Regions from separate parts of the Homo sapiens genome. Here regions 2, 3 and 4 are each linked to region 1. Evidence: chromatin contacts called from ENCODE Hi-C or POLR2A ChIA-PET data. All regions are on one chromosome and are shown on one strand. The core of a region is the stretch at or near the end of the contact, and the rest is flanking DNA. Distances in the headings are between cores, read along the strand shown. Region 1 holds the start of RPS9 (ribosomal protein S9). Region 2 holds the start of ZNF579 (zinc finger protein 579). Region 3 holds the start of ZNF160 (zinc finger protein 160). Region 4 holds the start of ZNF665 (zinc finger protein 665).

Region 1 (4,297 bases), core at 780-3,279:
GTGCCTATTTAAAGAAAAAGCTTCTAACATCTGCAAGCCTGGGACAAACTGTGATAATCTGTAGCTAAACATGCGCCAGGACTTTCTCAACGCCTAACATGGATGACCACTCTCATGCCTAACAGTCAGGGCTCAGGTGTAGAGACTGCTTTTCACCATAAATCATGACTACCCAAACTCAGGCAAAAGCAGCGTCTCAGGATATACAAATGCCAATCTTGGTCATGCCAATCTGCTGTAGAAAGCACTCCAATAACACCGCATCTCAGAGTAGATTTTAAAACAAGATGGTTAAGATGGTACATTTTCAATTTAATGTGTATTTCACCACAATTAGTAAAGTAAGCCTAAGTCTATGTGATCTGCATGCCCTCCTAAAGTCATCACCTGAAATGCTGTTCCCTGAGACATTTTACAGGTTCTCTCCTGTTCAGGCCTTTGCTAAATACCACCTAAATGTCCTTGACCAGCTTAAAAAAACAAGCACCAGCCTGGACAACATGGTGAAAACCCATCTCCACTAATAATAGAAAATTAGCCAGGCTTGGTGGCCCATGCCTGTGATTCCAGCTACTTAGGAGGCTAAGACAGGAGAATCGCTTGAACTCTGGAGGCGGAGTTTGCAGTGAGCCAAGATTGCGACAACTACACTCCAGCATGGGCAATGGAGCGAGACTCCGTCTCAAAAGTAAAATTAGCCAGGTGTGGTGGCGTGCGCCTGTCTGTAGTCCCAGCTACTTGGGAGGCTAAGATAGGAGAATTGTTTGAACCCAGGAGGCGGGGGTTGCAGTAAGCCGAAATGGCGCCACGGCACTCCAGCCTGGGCAACAGAGCAAGACTCCGTCTCAAAAGACTAAATAAAACGAGAAAACTTAATTAAAAAAACAATAAACCAAGCAAATGTGCAAACCCTGTTATCACCATCACTTAGCCCAGAAATTCCACTTCATAGTCTACTCTCATCCACTAGCAAACAGGCCACATAAACAGAATATAAAGATATAGACGGGTGCCCAGGTGTGCCAGGCCTATCTTTAGCTCTGGTCATTACTAAACTGAAGGTCCAATAACTGGGCAAAAAAGCCACACACCTAAGAAACAGGGCAAAGACTGATCCAGATACACTTTTCCTACTCCACAAGTGCCACTAAAAGTTAGAAGGCTGGTTCCATTTATCCAATGACACAACTCTCATCACTGGAACAGAGGCAACAGAAGGGAGAATGAACCTCACAAGCCCTGCACCCCATCCCTCTGCTGTGGACTCCCATACGCACCTTCGAACAGACGCCGTGGGTCCTTCTCATCAAGCGTCAGCAGTTCCCGGGCGGCCTTGCGGATCTTGGCCAGGGTAAATTTGACCCTCCAGACCTCACGTTTGTTCCGGAGCCCATACTCGCCTGGTGGGGAGAAGGGGGTGGACAAGTGTAGTCCCACGTACTGGCACAACAACTAGACTGGCAGCTTTGGAATCACAAAACCTTCCTAAACCACGAATAGTACCAAATTTAGGGGACGGACTAGATAGAGTACATGGGCACCTTCATCCACGTGCTAACCGCCTCCCGGAAGCCGAACCACTTCCCGGAAGCCTTGGCCACTCACCGATCAGCTTCAGCTCTTGGTCGAGACGAGATTTCTCGAAGGGTCTCCGCGGGGTCACATAAGTTTTGCGACAAACCCAGCTCCGGGCCACTGGCATGTTGGCTCCGCTTCCCCGTCTGCGCCTGCGCGGGAGAGAAGTGTGAGCGTAAGGGATCCAAACGGCGCCTGCGCAGTCCCACAACTACGCCAAAACCTCGCGGAGCCCAGATCCGATCTCGCGAGAATAACCTCCAACGCTCTCATAGTCAGTATCTGCCCCCACAACCGTGCTGCACTCCCGTTCAACCACCCTGCTCTGTTTCCTAACGTCTTTAGCTTACTCATGGAAACTCGGAAGGCCCGGGCCACCATCCAACCCAAACCCTAGAGAAAAAGCACACCACCGCACCTCACCTAAGCAAACCACCCGGTCACTGAGAAAGAGGCGCGGAAGCGCCACGGCTGCGCTCTTATAGTAACGCCGGCGTCTCGTGACGTTTTCACGCACCACGCACGTCAGAGCCAATCAGAAGAGGCGTTGGCTGGCTGAGAAGCAGTGGAGACGTGAGGCTGGGCTAGAGCGGCGTGCTAACCTGGGAGGACTAGGTTTTTTCCGGCCAGGGAGTGGAAACCTGAGAAGTAGGGAGAACCTTCCTTCTCCGCCCCTGGACGGTGGTTTTTCTTTTTCTTTCTGAGACAGGGTCTCGCTCCGTCGCCCAGGCTGGAGTGCAGTGGCGTGATTTCGGCTCACTGAGGCCCCGACCAACCTCTCGGGCTCGAGCGATCCTCCCACCTCCTCCCCAGTAGCTGGGATTACAGGCACACGCCACGACGCCCGGGTAGCATTTTTTTTTTTTAACAGTCGGCGTCTTGCCATGTTGCCCAGGCTGGTCTTGAACTCCCGGCCTCGAGAGAGCCTCCCGCCGTGGCCCCCCCAAAGTGCTGGGATTACAGGCGTGAGCCACCGCGCCCAGCCGAGATTATTTCTGTCACTAACAATAATGTGGCATTCTGGAACGCTATGTGCCACATACTGTTCTAAGAATTTTAAATGTATTTACTCAATCTTCAATACATACTTACAGAGCACTCTCAGAGAAGTTGCCCCCCCACCCATGGTACTATTATTATCAATAGCCACTTAAGGGGTATTAGTACTATTATCAGTAATTTATTTTATTTTTGAGACGGAGTTTTTCGCTCTCGTCACCCAGGCTGGAGTGCAGTGGTGCGATCTCGGCTCACTGCAACCTCCGCTTCCCGGGTTCAATCGATTCTCGTGCCTCAGCCTCCCGAGAAGCTGGGACTACAGGCGCCCACCACCATGCCCGGCTAATTTTTAAATTTTTAGTAGAGACGGGGTTTTGAACTCCTGGTCTCCAACGCCTGACCTCAAGTGATCCACCCGCCTCAGCCTCCCAAAGTGCTAAGATTACAGGTGTGAGCCACCGCGCCTGACCTAGAGTTCTCTTTTTATATATAGTCTGGTTATTGTCTGTCTGTACACCCATCTCTCCACTCCGAATGCGATGGTCTGTCTCCACAGCTCGTGTTCTTCAGTTGTCTTCCCTACGCTGCTGCCTCGGCAGTCACTATCTCCTCAGGAAGCAGTCCCACCCGCCCCTTTCTCTTCCACGGCATCCACACCATCCGGATGCCTGGATTCAAATGCCACGTCACCACTTGCCAGCTGCAGTGCCTTCGACAAGTTTCTCAATCACTCTGTGCCTCAGCGTCCTCCTCTGTAAAACGGCGAATGATGGTAGCGCCTACCTCATAAGCTTGTGAGGATTAAGTGAGAGTCTATCCAGTGTTGAGGAGAGTGGCATAAATAAAGCGCCTAGTGGTAGCTACCATCGTCATTATTGTCATCTGCATTGTACTTCCATATCTTACAAACTACCTTGTTCAGTTTTATGGGTTTTTTGTTTGTTTGTTTTGTTGTTTTGAGACGGGGTTTTGCCATATTGCCCAGGCTGGTCTTGAACTCCTGGGCTCAAGTGATCCACTCGCCTCAGCCTCCCCAAGTGCTGGGATTACAGGTGTAAGCCACCATGCCTGGCCAAATTTTATGCATTTTTGTATCTTGAACACGCGTATATTATTCATCTGGAAGGGGGAAACGTGGAAGGAAAAAACTTCCATAAGTTTTCACTCCCTTCAGGATGAAGTCCAAGCTCCACAAATTCCGGGTGCCTCGTGATTACAGAGATGGTTTTATAATGGTGGTTGAACCTGTAGGTTCTCAAGTCTTAAAAAAGATCTGCGTTTGAACCTCAGCAGTCACTGACGAGCTCTTGATCTTAGGCAAATTAGCCTCTTCAAGAGTGCTAAATGGGAGAAAGTAACAGGACTTTCCTCATAGGGTTTGATGATTTAGAGTAAAAAAAAAAAAAAAAGAAAAGAAAACCAGCACAGAGTCTTGTGTACTGAAGGTGCTTAATATCTTAACACAGCTGACTCTGTACAGTCTGGGGGCGAGGGGCACTGACCCCCAGCTCAGCCGAAAACCTCCATATAGGCTGGGCGCGGTGCCTCACGCCTGTAATCCCAGCACTATGTGGAAGGCCAAGGCCGGCGGATCAACTGAGGTCAGGAGTTCGAGACCAGCCTGGCCAACATGACAAAACCTGGTCTCTACTAAAAATACAAAAATTAGGCAGGCGTGGTGGCAGGTGCCTGTAATCCCAGCTACTTAGGAGGTTGAGGCAAG
Region 2 (4,297 bases), core at 795-3,294, 1.4 Mb before region 1:
TGGCTAATTTTTGTACCTTTTGTAGAGATGGGGTTTCACCATGTGGGCCAGGCTGGTCTTGAACTCCTGGCCTCAGGTGATCTGCCCACCTGGGCCTCCCAAAGTGCTGAGATTACAGGCGTGAGCCACCATGCTTGGCCTCCTTTACTTTTTTGAGTATATAGCACATTCACACGGTTTTGAATTCAAAAAGTACAAAAAGCCGGGCACAGTGGCTAATGTCTGTAATTCCAGCACTTTGGGAGGCCGAGGCAGGTGGATTGCTTGAGCCCAGGAGTTCAAGCCCAGCCTGGGCAACATAGGGAGACCCCATCTCTACAAAACATACAAAAATTAGCCAGACATGGTGGCACACTCCTGTAGCCCCACCTACTCAGGAGGCTGAGGTGGGAGGATTGCTTGAGCCCGGGAGGTCGAGGCTGCAGTGAGCCGAGATCACACCACTGCACTTCCTCCAGCCAGCCTGGGCAACAGAAGGAGATCTCATCTCAAAAGAAAACAAAACAAAACAAAAAAAAACAAACAAACAAAAAAACAAGGATAGAGTGTAGTAAATTTCTGTCCTGGAAGTTAGACTATGTTGCCAGTTTCAGTTTCTTCTCTCTTGTTCCAGTTCATCTGGACACAATCCCAGAACACACACAAACCCAGAACAGGCTGCAGGCTGTACTTGACCTTCCATTTTTCTCTTCTACAGGTTATCACTTGGAGACTTACCATATATGCACACGGTGAGCTTCTTTGTTCTTTTCTATGGACACCTAGTATTCCACTGGGTGGATCAGTCATGATTTATTACTCAGCTCTCCTACAGATGGGTGTTTAGATTGGTTTCAGCTGTTTGCAGTGATGTGCAGTACTGCAATGATTAACCTGGTGCAGACATTATTTTGTGCAGTTCCGAGTAGATGCCTCTGAAGAATAAATTCCTGGAATTGCTGGCTCGGTAAGAATGTTCCAGGTTCTACTTGCCCCAGCCGTGTATGAAAGGACCTGTTTGCTCGCACTCTCATTAGCACTGTTTGGCAGGAATGTAACCTTAAACAAACAGCGTCAAGCTGTGGGTATACTCCTGCAAAATGCCTTTTCTGCTCCAGAATAGGTTTCTGAGATGTCGCCAGGTTGGTTTCATTCTGCCAATTTCAGCTGAAACATTGCTGCCTCCAGGAAGACCTCAGGAATCACCTCCTCCCAGTGTGAGCTCAGCTCAGTGCCTTCTGTTCTCTGCATTCCCATAGCAGTTCCCTGCCTCGGAGCACACGTTCCCCCACATGCACTCCAGCGTGATTGATCCGTATCTATCTGCCTTCCCCATCAGACAGTGAGCTCCGGTTTTTGCCACTGTGACTCCAGCACCAAGGACAGCACCAGCCCATAGTAGGTGCTCAGTAAACATTGGCTGCTAAGGTCCCAGTGAATATGCGTATATGTAGACAAATATATGCAGGCTGGCCCGTAGTAGATATTCAGTAAATATTGGTCGCTTAGGGTTGAATGAGTATATGCAGGGGCTTTCACAAAGGGGGAAACCGAGGCTCGAAGTGGGAGAATCCTTCACCCAGACAGCCAAGGGAAGGCTGGAGCCAGGTTCTGATCCAGAGTGCCAGTACTTCCTGAAGCCTCTGTCACTGATTCATTCATCTTCCTCCCCCGGCCACTCCCCTGGCCTGACACAGTGCCTGGCACAGACAGGACCTGATAAATGTGTATTTGTTGAAGGAATGAATGAATATGTGTGTGTGCATGTTGGGGAGCCGGGAGTAGCTGGACCCAGTGTTCCAGGCCCTCAGCACCCTCCGCCCTCTGGGAGCCCGGGGGACAGGCCCCCAGCCCCCTCCCCTCACAGGACCCTGTAGTGCAAGCTGCCTTCCCTCCCCTCTCCAGGTCCCCCGTCCTCCCGCTTCCGGCTTCCCAGCCAGTCTTTCCTCTTTCAGGCTCCGAGGAAAGGCCAGGTTTCCGGGGGGAAGGCTTAGGCAGTGACACCGAGCCCAGCCTCCTCCTCCACCCCCCACCACGCTCAGGCCCCCCTCCCTCCCCGCCACCACCGTCCGCGTTTGGCCGGCCGTGGGGAAGGAAGAAAGGAGCCAAGGAGGCGAGGTAAGAACCCAGCCCCAGCGACCAGGACCAAGCCCCAGGCCCAGGGCTGAGAAATCCTCAAGGCCTCGACCCGGCCCCAATTCTGCTGATCATGCCTTCGGGGAGCTGCAGGCTTGGCCCGGAGGAGATCGGCCCCCCTCTAGGACCTGGGACCCCCGACCCCCACCAGCCTCCCTCCCGAGTCCAGGGGTCCGGCCCTCAGTCGCCTCCTCCCTGGGGATTCCCGGCAGCTGGGTCCCCAGCCCCCGCCTCCCCCTTGTCCTGGGAGCCCAGCCCCCTCCCCAGCCCCTCCTCCACCGGGACCCAGGAATCCACACCTCCTCCATACCAGAGTCCAGATTCCCCAATCCGTCATGACCTGGACCCAGGAGTCTCAATCCCCAGCTCCCATCCCCATCAGTCCCAAGAGTCTGGGCCCCTAGCCCCCTCCCAACTCAGACCAGAAGTCTGAACCCTCCTACTCCCCGACCTCTCCCAGCCCCTGGCATCTGAGAACACACTCTATTTCCGGGGCCTACCGGCTTCAAATCCCACCCCCTCCACTCAGGCCCCATGGGCTGTGTCCCAGCCCCTCCCAAAACGTTCAGCCTGGCCGGGGGACCTGGAGCAGAAGCGGTTCGCTGACTTTGTCCCCCTCCGTGCCTCTGCCCAGTTCACTCCCTCTGTGTCTCTGTCTCCCTGTCTCTCCGGCCCCCAACCCGCCACTGCTCTTCTGATCTCTGCTCTTGCACTATCTCTGCCTCTGGTTCTCCAAGTCTCTTTGTTTCCTCTTCTCTGTGTCTCTGTCTCTCTGCTGGGTGTTCCTCACTCTCCTCTGTCTCTTCTCTGCTCTGCCTTTCACCATCCTGTCTTTCTGCGACTCCTGGTCTCTGTCTGTCCATCCCCACTTCTCTGTGTCTCCCATCTCTGCCTTCTCCTGTCTCTATTCCCTGCTCTGTCGCTCTGTCTCTGATCTCTCTCCTCCTGTCTCTCCATCTCTGGCCTCCCCTCGGTGTCTCTCATCTTTGTCTCTGTCTCATATCTCTCTCCTGGCTAAATACCTGACCCTCTCTGCCTCTCCATCTCTGACTGTCTCTGCTTCTCTTTCTGCCACACCCCACGCACCTCTTTTTATCTCTGCCCCGCTTCCCATCTCTCCCCTCTCTCCCCACAGGCATGGATCCGCAGCCTCCTCCACCCGCCCAGGGCAGCCCACCTCACCGTGGCCGAGGCCGGGGCCGTGGCCGAGGCCGTGGTCGGGGCCGTGGCCGTGGCAGGGGGGGCGCTGGAGCCCCTAGGGCGCCCCTGCCCTGCCCCACCTGCGGCCGCCTCTTCCGTTTCCCCTACTACCTCTCCCGGCACCGGCTGAGCCACTCGGGGCTCCGGCCCCACGCCTGCCCGCTGTGCCCCAAGGCCTTCCGCCGGCCGGCCCACCTTTCCCGCCACCTGCGCGGCCACGGGCCCCAGCCCCCGCTGCGCTGCGCCGCCTGCCCCCGCACCTTCCCAGAACCGGCCCAGCTCAGGCGCCACCTGGCTCAGGAGCACGCGGGCGGCGAGGTCGAGCTGGCCATCGAGAGGGTGGCCAAGGAGACGGCCGAACCCAGCTGGGGCCCGCAGGACGAGGGCTCGGAGCCGCCCACCACCGCTGCAGCAGGGGCCACGGAGGAGGAGGCGGTCGCAGCGTGGCCTGAGACGTGGCCTGCGGGGGAGCCTTCCACGCTGGCTGCGCCCACCAGCGCCGCGGAGCCCCGGGAGTCGGAGTCGGAGGAGGCCGAGGCCGGGGCAGCAGAGCTGAGGGCCGAGCTGGCGCTGGCGGCCGGGCGGCAGGAGGAGAAACAGGTCCTGCTCCAGGCAGACTGGACGCTGCTGTGTCTGCGCTGCCGCGAAGCCTTCGCCACCAAGGGCGAGCTCAAGGCGCACCCGTGTCTGCGCCCCGAGGGCGAACAGGAAGGGGAAGGGGGGCCCCCGCCACGCCCCAAGCGACACCAGTGCTCCATCTGCCTCAAGGCCTTCGCCAGGCCCTGGTCCCTGTCGCGCCACCGGCTGGTCCACTCCACCGACCGCCCTTTCGTGTGCCCAGACTGCGGCCTGGCCTTCCGCCTCGCCTCCTACCTCCGCCAGCACCGCCGCGTCCACGGCCCCCTCAGCCTGCTGGCCCCGCTGCCCGCGGCGGGCAAGAAGGACGACAAGGCCTCGGGTGCACGGAACTCAGCCAAGGGGC
Region 3 (4,297 bases), core at 998-3,497, 1.1 Mb after region 1:
AATTTGGAACAACTTTTCCTTAACAACAGCCAACAGCCCCTCCCAAGAGTAGGCTTTTTTTTTTTTTTTTGAAAGACAGGTTCTCACTCTGTTGCCCAGACTGGAGTGCAGTGTCAGGATCATAGCTAACTGCTGCCTCGAACTCCTGGGCTCAAGCAATCTTCCTGAGTAGCTGGGACTACAGGTGTGTGCCACCATGCCCAGCTAATTTTTAAAAATTTTCTGTAGAGATGGGAGTCTTGCTATGTTGCCCAAACTGGTCTTGAATTCCATGATGAGCCAGGCTCACATTTGTAATCCCAACACTTTGGGAGATCAGGGCGGGAGGATCAGTTGAGGCTAGAAGTTCAAGACTTGCCTGGGCAACATAGTGAGAATCCGCCTTTGCAAAAAGTAAAAAAATTAGTGGAGTGTGGCGGTGCAAACCCGTAGTCCCAGCCACTTGGGAGACTGAGGTAGGAGGATCACTTGATTCCAGAGTTGAAGGCTGCAGTGAGCTATGGTCTTGACACTGCACTCTAGCCTGGGCAACAGAGCAAGATGCTCTCTCAAAAAATAAATAGACCGGGCACGGTGGCTCACGCCTGTGATCCCAGCACTTTGGGAGGCCAAGGTGTGGGGGATCCCTCGAGCTCAGGAGTTCGAGTCTAGCCTGAGCAACATGGCGAAACCCCGTCTCTACAAAAAGTACAAAAATTAACTAGGCATGGTGACGTGTGCTTGTAGTCCCAGCTACTGGGGAGATTGAGGTGGGAGGATTGCCTGAGCCTGGTAGATGAAAAGTTGCAGTGAGCAGAGATGACGCCACTGCACTCCAGCCTGGGTGACAGAGCAAGACTCTCTCCAAGAAATATGTAACATTTTTAACATAACATAACATAACATAACAAACTTTCCCTGAATAACTGTAGTCATGCCAAGTGCTCATCCACAGCCTCATAACTTGTGCTTGTGCTTTCTAGCCTTGTTTACTCCTCCATATATGAAAAAAAGAAAAAAAAGCTTTTTAGTTTGTGTCTCTTGGACATTTTCAGATCTTGTGATTGGAACATTCTCTCTATTGCAATAGTCCTTTTGAATAAAATCTTCCTTCTCTAAGTCTGAATTTGTCATTTACAGTGGTAAATATCTTAATTGTTCTGAGATAAATTATGTATATTATCTTTTTGTGGCAAAGGACTTAATATATATTCAGTAGGTGAAAGTAGTTCCTGGGGCCAGGTATGGTGGCTCACGCCTGTAATCCCAGCACTTTGGGAGGCTGAGGCGGGTGGATCACTTGAGGTCAGGAATTCGAGACCAGCCTAGGCAACATGGTGAAACTTCATCTCCGCTAAAGAACGTGGTGGCGGGCGCCTGTAATCCTAGCTACTCGGGAGGCTGAGGCAGGAGCATTGCTTGAACCCGGGAGGCCGAGGTTGCAGTGAGCAGAGATCATGCCACTGCACCCCAGCCTGGACGACAGAGCGTGACTCCGGCTCAAAAAAAAAAAAAAAAAGTATAGGCGTTTGAGGTTGTCATCTCGCACGGAATAGAATAGTAAGTATAAAAAAGGACAATGCAATTTATATCTATTTTTTAAAAGTTACTGCTAATTTCAGGGCTTTTAAATTACTTAATTTTAATCGCAGAAACTTTTCCAGCATGCCATCACCGCTCCGTGTCAACCCATGTTCCCAGACTCCTGGGCTGCTTCAGCGTCAATAACATTACTGGGTAAACGCGCTAGCAAAAAATGCTTTCAACATAAACCGCCTCCATTCTAAGAGGAAAGCAGTTTGGTTTCCAAAATAACCTACACAACTGTGCTTTTAACTTGAAACCGTTTGAAACATCTACGCCGTTCCACAAGACACTACAGATGGCTCTGGGCGCTGGGCTGTGGGCATCACACGAAATCGCAGACCCTAACGTGTCCCGTCCAGCCCCGCCTCTCCCCCGGGTCCCTTCCTGGCGGTCCCTCTGCCTCCCTCCCCCGCGGTCCCTTCGCCTTCCTCCCCCGCGGTCCCTTCCCGCGGTTCCTCCCCGCCCTTCCCCGGCGGCTCCTCCCCGGCCCGCCCCCGGGTCCCTCCACTTGGTCACTCCCCACCCCTCCCCGGTGGCTCCTCCCCGTTCCTTCCCTGGGGTCCCTGCCTGGCGGCCCCTGCTTCAGCCCGGCTCTCTCAACGCCCCGCCCTTTTCCGGTTCCGCCCATCTCGGACCCCGCCCCGGGCCGCTCGGTCGCTTTCCTTCGCGCAGTTGCCCACAGACCCGGAAGTGGATCGTGCGGAGCAAGCATCACACCATGGCGTATGAGTGTTCCTCTGTGTAGACTCAACCTGCGCCTCGCCGTCCCCCATTCGCACACCCGATGCCCGGGGGTCGCTACGGACTTAAAATCTCCGCACCGCACCCTCCACCTCAGGTAAATAGGCCTTGCTGTGTGGGCCCGGAGACGCTTCCTTTTGGGTTAAAGTCGCCCTGAGGCTGGTCCCTGCCCCCGGTCTTTCTGCCTTGGGCCAAGTAAACACGGCCTTTCCCGGTTTTTTAAACGTTTAAGCAGGATTTTCCTGCTTAAAATCCTTTACTGACTCCTCCTCCCGCCCCGCATCGCTTAAAGTCCTCACCGCCTGCCCTGGGCGCCTCCCAGCCTCGCTCTCGTCGGCCCCTGGAGCGCAGCGCCGCCGACCCAGTCCCGGGGAGGCCGCGCCTCCGCCTGGTCCTGGGATCCTGCACATCCCACCCCTGTCCTAAGGCGCCGTCGCCCCCCACCTCCCTCCTCCTCGTGCCGGGCCCTGCTGCTCCCCAGGCCTCCCCTTCGCAGTCACCGCTTCCCTTGAGCCCTCGTTGGGGAGGTGCCCGGGGCCCGTCCTGTGACACCCGGTGTTTTTGCCTGCCCAGCTCCACCCCCTGGAAAATGTACTCCTCCAACATGCAGACATCTTACTACAAACCCTCCAGTGAATGTGTGGCCCAAGGGAATCAGGAGAAAGAGAGACAAAGAGCCACTGAGAGGAGATGGAAAAACCAAGAAAGAGAAAAGAAAAATGAGGGAGACCCATAAACAGATGGCAAAGTGGAGGATGGGTGAGAGATTTGCAGCGACAGAGTGAAAGAAGCAGTCAAGAAAGTAGCAGGGGCAGAAAAGCAATTGGCGAAATGTAGAGAAAAGCTCGATGTCCCGAGATGCAGGACAACAAGATAAGGAGAGGGACAGCAAAGAAGGAGCCTCCTCAGACAGAGAGTGGGGGAGAGGAGAAAGGATTTGGCCGAGGGCAGACAGAGCTGCGTGGTGCTGGGACAGCTGGAGGGGACAGCTGGTGACAAGGCGAGCAGAGGGAGCACCACAACACAGGGAGGCCTGGGATCTGGGAGTGCCAGAGAGTGGGGATAAGCGGGTGTAACAGGGAAGAGGGGATTTAACAGGGAGAGCAGAGGAGGCGCGGAGATGGGGTAAGAAAGAGGCAGAAATAGATGGAGATTGGGACGATGAAAAGATTGGAAAGAAAACGCCACAAGAGGTGAAACAAATTGGAAGAATGGAGTAGAACAGATATAAGGGGAAAAAACAAAGAAGGGAGAAACAGCAGAAGAAAAAAGAGGCACAACATCGTCAGAATCCTAGGGGGAAGATAAAAGGGGAAAAAGGCTGGAGAGACAAGGTGAAAGTGAGAGGCACAAAATGGGGGAGAGGAACACATAGTTATAAAGAAAGAGGGGCGCCCTGGGGCCAGGTGAGAGGTGAGTTGAGATTGGATATGACAATTTGATTTCTCTATTTATAATGTGTTACATTTAAATTGTAATCTAATTGTTTAAATTCTACATATAAGGATGAGAATTACAAAGCTCTGTGTAAAAGGCTTGTGCATTTTACAATTATGGCATAAGAGGCTAGCTTTCATTTGCCCATGCTGTTTAGCCATTGGGCAGTGACTTGCCTCATTCAGTTATGGGTCTCCCTCTTCCTGTTTCCGAGGATGGGGTAGGGTGGGGGCAGTGAAGAGAGGCAAGGAGTGACTGGCTGTGTCACTGCCTGGTGCCTTGTATTTACCTTTCATCTCACAGTTCATGCTGAAGGTTGAGATGAAGCTTATCTAATTCAGTCTCTTTTTCTATATGTAATTATTGCTGAAGTAAGCTTTTGTGGAATCCTGTATTGGCTCATGTCATTCTTTTCTAAATGTGATATATTTTCAATTTTTTCCCTTTGTAGAATTCCATATATAGTTAATATATCATATACATATTAAATAATATATATATTTTCAAAATGGTTTCCATTTGAAGTTAATTGTGTTGAGTTCAGATTGAGGTC
Region 4 (4,297 bases), core at 570-3,069, 1.0 Mb after region 1:
AACTGTAATTCTTAGATGCCTGGGTTCGGGGCTTGCTCTGTCATTTCTAGCTCTTGGACCTTAGGCCAGTTTCTTAGCGTATCTGTGACAGTTTCTTTCTTTTTCTTTTTTTTGAGACGGAGTCTTGCTCTCGCCCAGGCTGGAGTGCAGGGGCGCCATCTCGGCTCACTGCAAGCTCCGCCTCCCGGGTTCACGCCATTCTCCTGCCTCAGCCTCCCGAGTAGAGTAGCTGGGACTACAGGCGCCCGCCACCACGCCCGGCTAATTTTTTTGTATTATCATTAGAGACGGGGTTTCACCGTGTTAGCCAGGATGGTCTCCTGGTGACCATCGTGATCCGCCCGGCTCGTGATCCGGTCCTGACCTCGTGATCCGCCCAGCTCGGCCTCCCAAAGTGCTGGGATTACAGGCGTGAGCCACAGCGCCCGGCCGACACAGTTGTTTCCTAGTAAGATAGGAAAAGATCTTTTTCTCATGGGCTATTATGTTGTTATTTGAGTTAATACAGGTAAAGTATTCCGAATAATGCCTTGCACATAGTGTTCAGAAAAGTCAGTCATTGCTATTGCCATTATCATCACAGTTTTTACTTCTGGCCAGTGTTTCTGTAAAGCCACTGTGGACCTTGTCACCTCAGAAGACATCATTCGTGCTTTAGCTTATCTAGATACGGAGTATCACTTAGTGTGTTGAAAATAATATCTAACACTTCTATAGAGATCAGCTTGTGTTTGGGTTTTTATTTGTCTATTTATTGTATTGTCCACAAAACTGAAAACTCCACACAGATTTAGAGGCTATTATAACTACTTAGGGAAAAGTACAATAAAACAGAATTAGGGAGACATAACTTGCTCAAAAATGCCTTCACGCTGGGGCGGTGGCTCAGTGAGCCGAGATCATGCCATTGCATTCCAGCCTGGGCGACAAGAGCAAGACTCTTGTCTAAAAAAAAAAAAAAAAAAAAAAAAACAACAACAAACCTCACATATTCGTATTTAAGAATATAGGAAACACTGATTCAGTTTCTTCTACTGTTCTCTCACAACACAGAATGCTACAGTTAGCCCAGAGGTACTGGGTTTTCCCACACACACCAAGCAAGCAATCCTGCCACAGACACCAGGTGCGTGTTCTCTCATTCCGTTCCATTTTGCCGGGACATGGCATCAGATCCCACACGTTGAGGGCTCAGTCCCACAATAGTGCACACATTTCAATGCCAGTCTCAAGCAGAGGTTGTGACTTGTGCTTACAGATCAGATATAAATCCAGGAGTCCCTTGACCCCCTCCTCAGGTTCAACGAATTTGCTAGAGTGGCTCACAAAATACAGGGAAACACTTTACATAGATTTACGTATTATAAAGGATATTACAAAGTTGACAGAAGAACAGCCAGATGGAAGGGATCAGTGAGGTGAGGCATGGGAGAAGGGGCGTTGAGCCTTGGTGCCCTCCCTGGGTGCACCACGCTGCAGGAGCCTCCCAGTGTTCACCTATCCAGAAGCTCCGCTGAATCCTCTCCTTTTGGGTTGTTATGGCGCCTTCATTACATATGCATGATTGCTTATATTACTGGCCATTGGTTAAACTTTTAGATAGCCTAAGTTTTGTTTTTTTTTTTTTTTGGGAGAGACGAAGTCTCACTCTGTCACCCAGGCTGGAGTGCAATGGCGCGATATCGGCTCATTGCAACCTCCGCCTCCAGGGTTCAGGCCCCGCCCCGGCCCCGCCCACCCTATGCTCTCAGTCCCTCCCAACGCCTGGCCTTTCCCCACCGCAACCCGCCCCTTTGCCTACTGCGCGGGCAGTTTCTTGCAAACCCGGAAGCAGATCTCTTGGAGTGAAGGCTGTTAGTCGCCGCGTGAGTTTCCCTCTATCTAGATTAAACCTGCGTTTCGGAGTCCCCTGCTCCTCCGTACCCGATGTCCGGGGGTTCGTATAGCCCTTAAAGTCCCCGCACGGCTCCCTCCATTCCATGTAAATTCAGACTTTGCCGCGAGACTCTGGGGGTCGCATCGCTTTGGGTTAAAATCACACAGGCTGGTCCTGCCCGCGGTCTTTCGGCCTTCAGACCATGCAGACACCTCCTTTCCTGCGCCGTTTCCTGCTTAAAACCCTTTACTGACCTGCGCCCTGTGAAGTCCTCATCTGCGAAGTGGGTGCAGGATTTTACCGTCCCCTAACCTCGCCCTAGTCAGCTACTGGAGCGTTAGCGCCGCAGCCCCAGTCCCGGGGAGGCCGCGCCTCTGCCTGGTCCTGGGATCCTGCATACCCCACCCCTCTCCTAAGGCGCCGTCGCCCCCCACCTCCCTCCTCCTCGTGCCGGGCCCTGCTGCTCCCTAGGCCTCCCCTTCGCAGTCACCGTTTCCCCTGAGCCCGCGTTGGGGAGGTGCCCGGGCCTTGTCCTGTGATACCCGGTGTTCTTGCCTGCCCAGCTCCACCCGCTGGAAAATGTGCTCCTCCAGGATCCAGGTGTCTTACTCCAAACCCTCCCTGTGAATGTGTGGGCCAAGGGGATCAGGAGACAGAGAGGGGGGCTGAGAGAAAAGTAGAAAAACGGAGACAGAGGAAAGAATGAGGGAAACCAGTAAACATGGCAAAGTAGAGGATGGGTCAGGATTTACAAAGAGACAGTAAGGGTGAAAGAAGTCGCTGAGAAAGTAACAGGATGGAGAAACAACTGGAGAAATGTAGAGAAAAGCTCGCTGTCTAGAGAGATGAAGGACAGCAAGGTAGGGAGAGGGGCAGCTCCTCAGACGGAGAGTTAGGGAGAGGAGGGGGTATTTGGAGCCAGGATAGACAGAGCAGCGTGGTGCTGGGACAGCAAGAAGGGGCAGCTGGTGACAAGGAGAGCAGAGGGAGAACCACAGCAGGGGGAGACCTGGGATCTGGGGGTGCCAAAGAGTGGGGACAAGGAAGTGAAACAGGGAAGAGGGGATTTAACAGGGAGAGCAGAGATAAGGGAAGAAAGAGGCAGAAATAGATGGAGATTGGGGACAACCAAAAGACGGGTGAAAGAGGAATAAGAGGTGAAACAAGTTGCAAGAATGGAACAGAACAAGTGGAAGAGAAGGATAGAGGGAAGGAGAAACAGCAGGAGAAGAGAGGGGCTCAAAATGAGGAGCAGAGACCCAGGCTGAAACACAGAAAAGAAACAAGGAGAGAGAAGAAGAGAATGAGAGAGATGTACAGAATGAGGGAGGGAAACACACAGGAAGGAAGAAAGAGGGGGACTATGGCCCAGATGCATGGTGGTTTCATTGGATATGGATAATTACATCGTGATATATTGATTTCTGTATCCATAATCTAACAAATTTTTTTTTTCTTAAGACAGAATCTCACTCTATTTCCCAGACTGGCGTGCAATGGCACGATCTCGACTCACTGTAACTCCGCCTCCTGGGTTCAAGCGATTCTCTTGCCTCAGCCTCCCGAGTAGCTGGGATTACAGGCATGCACCACCACACCTGGCTAACTTTTGTATTTTTAGTAGAGACGGGGTTTCACTATGTTGACCAGGCTGGTCTCGAACTCCTGACCTCAGGTGATCTACCCACCTCAGCGTCCCAAAATGCTGGGATTACAGGCATGAGCCACTGTGCCCAGCCCCTAATAATCTAACAAATTTTATATGTATATATTTTGTTTCTGTTATGGAGATGCTGGTGAGAATCACAAAAGTTTTGTCTATAAGACATGTGCATTTTATAATTCCTGGCATCAGAGGTTAGCTTCTATTTGCAATCTCTGTTCTAAGAGAGCAGTGACTTGACTCATTCAGTTATGGGTCACCCTCTTTCCTTTTCCTAGGATGGGGTAATGTGTAGGCAAGTGTATGAGTGAGGAGGAAAAACCAAAGTGTTTTTCCCACTCTCATAATCAAGTAATGAACGCTCAACAAAGAATGCATCGCCTCTCATCACCAAAACGTGTGGGGTGGGGATTTCTCCTCACCAACACGCAGTTCTTGAACAAACACTACCTGACTGTCCAATAATTTAATTCAATTCGGACACTGTCTACCCAGAGTTAGCATTAGATCCCACTAGTTGAGGGTTCCCTCTTCAGATACCAGCCCCAAGTCCCAGATTCGGAGCTTCGGATCCATTGAGTATAAATTTGGGATTCTCCTCATCCCTTCCTGAGGTGCTATTAATTTGCCAGAGCAGCTCATAGAACTCAGGGAAACATTTTCCTTGGTTTACCCAATTGTTTTTTGTTTGCCGGTCTGTTTTTGAGACGGAGTCTTGCTCTGTCACCCAGGCTGGAGTGCAATGGCACGATCTTGGC

Evidence for each region. A loop is a pair of places that touch in the nucleus more often than their neighbours do. ChIA-PET counts read pairs that join two places held with the same protein, here RNA polymerase II (POLR2A). Pooled maps may share reads with other maps.
Region 2: a loop to region 1 is called in a pooled map, with 4 times the contacts of the local background. The contact joins the promoter of ZNF579 here to the promoter of RPS9 in region 1. A Hi-C loop is called at or near these places in 1 of 168 maps with a recorded cell type or tissue (naive thymus-derived CD4-positive, alpha-beta T cell), 6 of 37 single-sample maps with no recorded cell type and 16 of 50 pooled maps. POLR2A ChIA-PET finds 5 or more read pairs at or near these places in 4 of 52 experiments (B cell, MCF 10A, activated T-cell and 1 more).
Region 3: a loop to region 1 is called in a pooled map, with 12 times the contacts of the local background. The contact joins the promoter of ZNF160 here to the promoter of RPS9 in region 1. A Hi-C loop is called at or near these places in 2 of 37 single-sample maps with no recorded cell type and 8 of 50 pooled maps. POLR2A ChIA-PET finds 5 or more read pairs at or near these places in 1 of 52 experiments (K562).
Region 4: a map with no recorded cell type shows a loop between it and region 1 (8-fold over the local background). The contact joins the promoter of ZNF665 here to the promoter of RPS9 in region 1. A Hi-C loop is called at or near these places in 1 of 168 maps with a recorded cell type or tissue (naive thymus-derived CD4-positive, alpha-beta T cell), 1 of 37 single-sample maps with no recorded cell type and 10 of 50 pooled maps.

The regions. Positions count from the first base shown.
Region 1 is chr19:54,198,590-54,202,886 of GRCh38, reverse strand. RPS9 (ribosomal protein S9) reads right to left here and starts at 2,029. Exons shown (of 5, transcript NM_001013.4): 1 at 1,999-2,029; 2 at 1,606-1,727; 3 at 1,278-1,400. The coding sequence starts at 1,702. RefSeq lists a silencer at 1,716-2,209 and an enhancer at 1,972-2,641.
Region 2 is chr19:55,578,595-55,582,891 of GRCh38, reverse strand. ZNF579 (zinc finger protein 579) reads left to right here and starts at 2,044. Exons shown (of 2, transcript NM_152600.3): 1 at 2,044-2,097; 2 at 3,251-4,297. The coding sequence starts at 3,253. RefSeq lists silencers at 695-989, 1,701-1,840.
Region 3 is chr19:53,101,372-53,105,668 of GRCh38, reverse strand. ZNF160 (zinc finger protein 160) reads left to right here and starts at 2,247. Exons shown (of 6, transcript NM_001322131.2): 1 at 2,247-2,404. RefSeq lists a silencer at 1,795-2,204.
Region 4 is chr19:53,190,880-53,195,176 of GRCh38, reverse strand. ZNF665 (zinc finger protein 665) reads left to right here and starts at 1,819. Exons shown (of 4, transcript NM_024733.5): 1 at 1,819-1,865. RefSeq lists an enhancer at 1,854-2,003.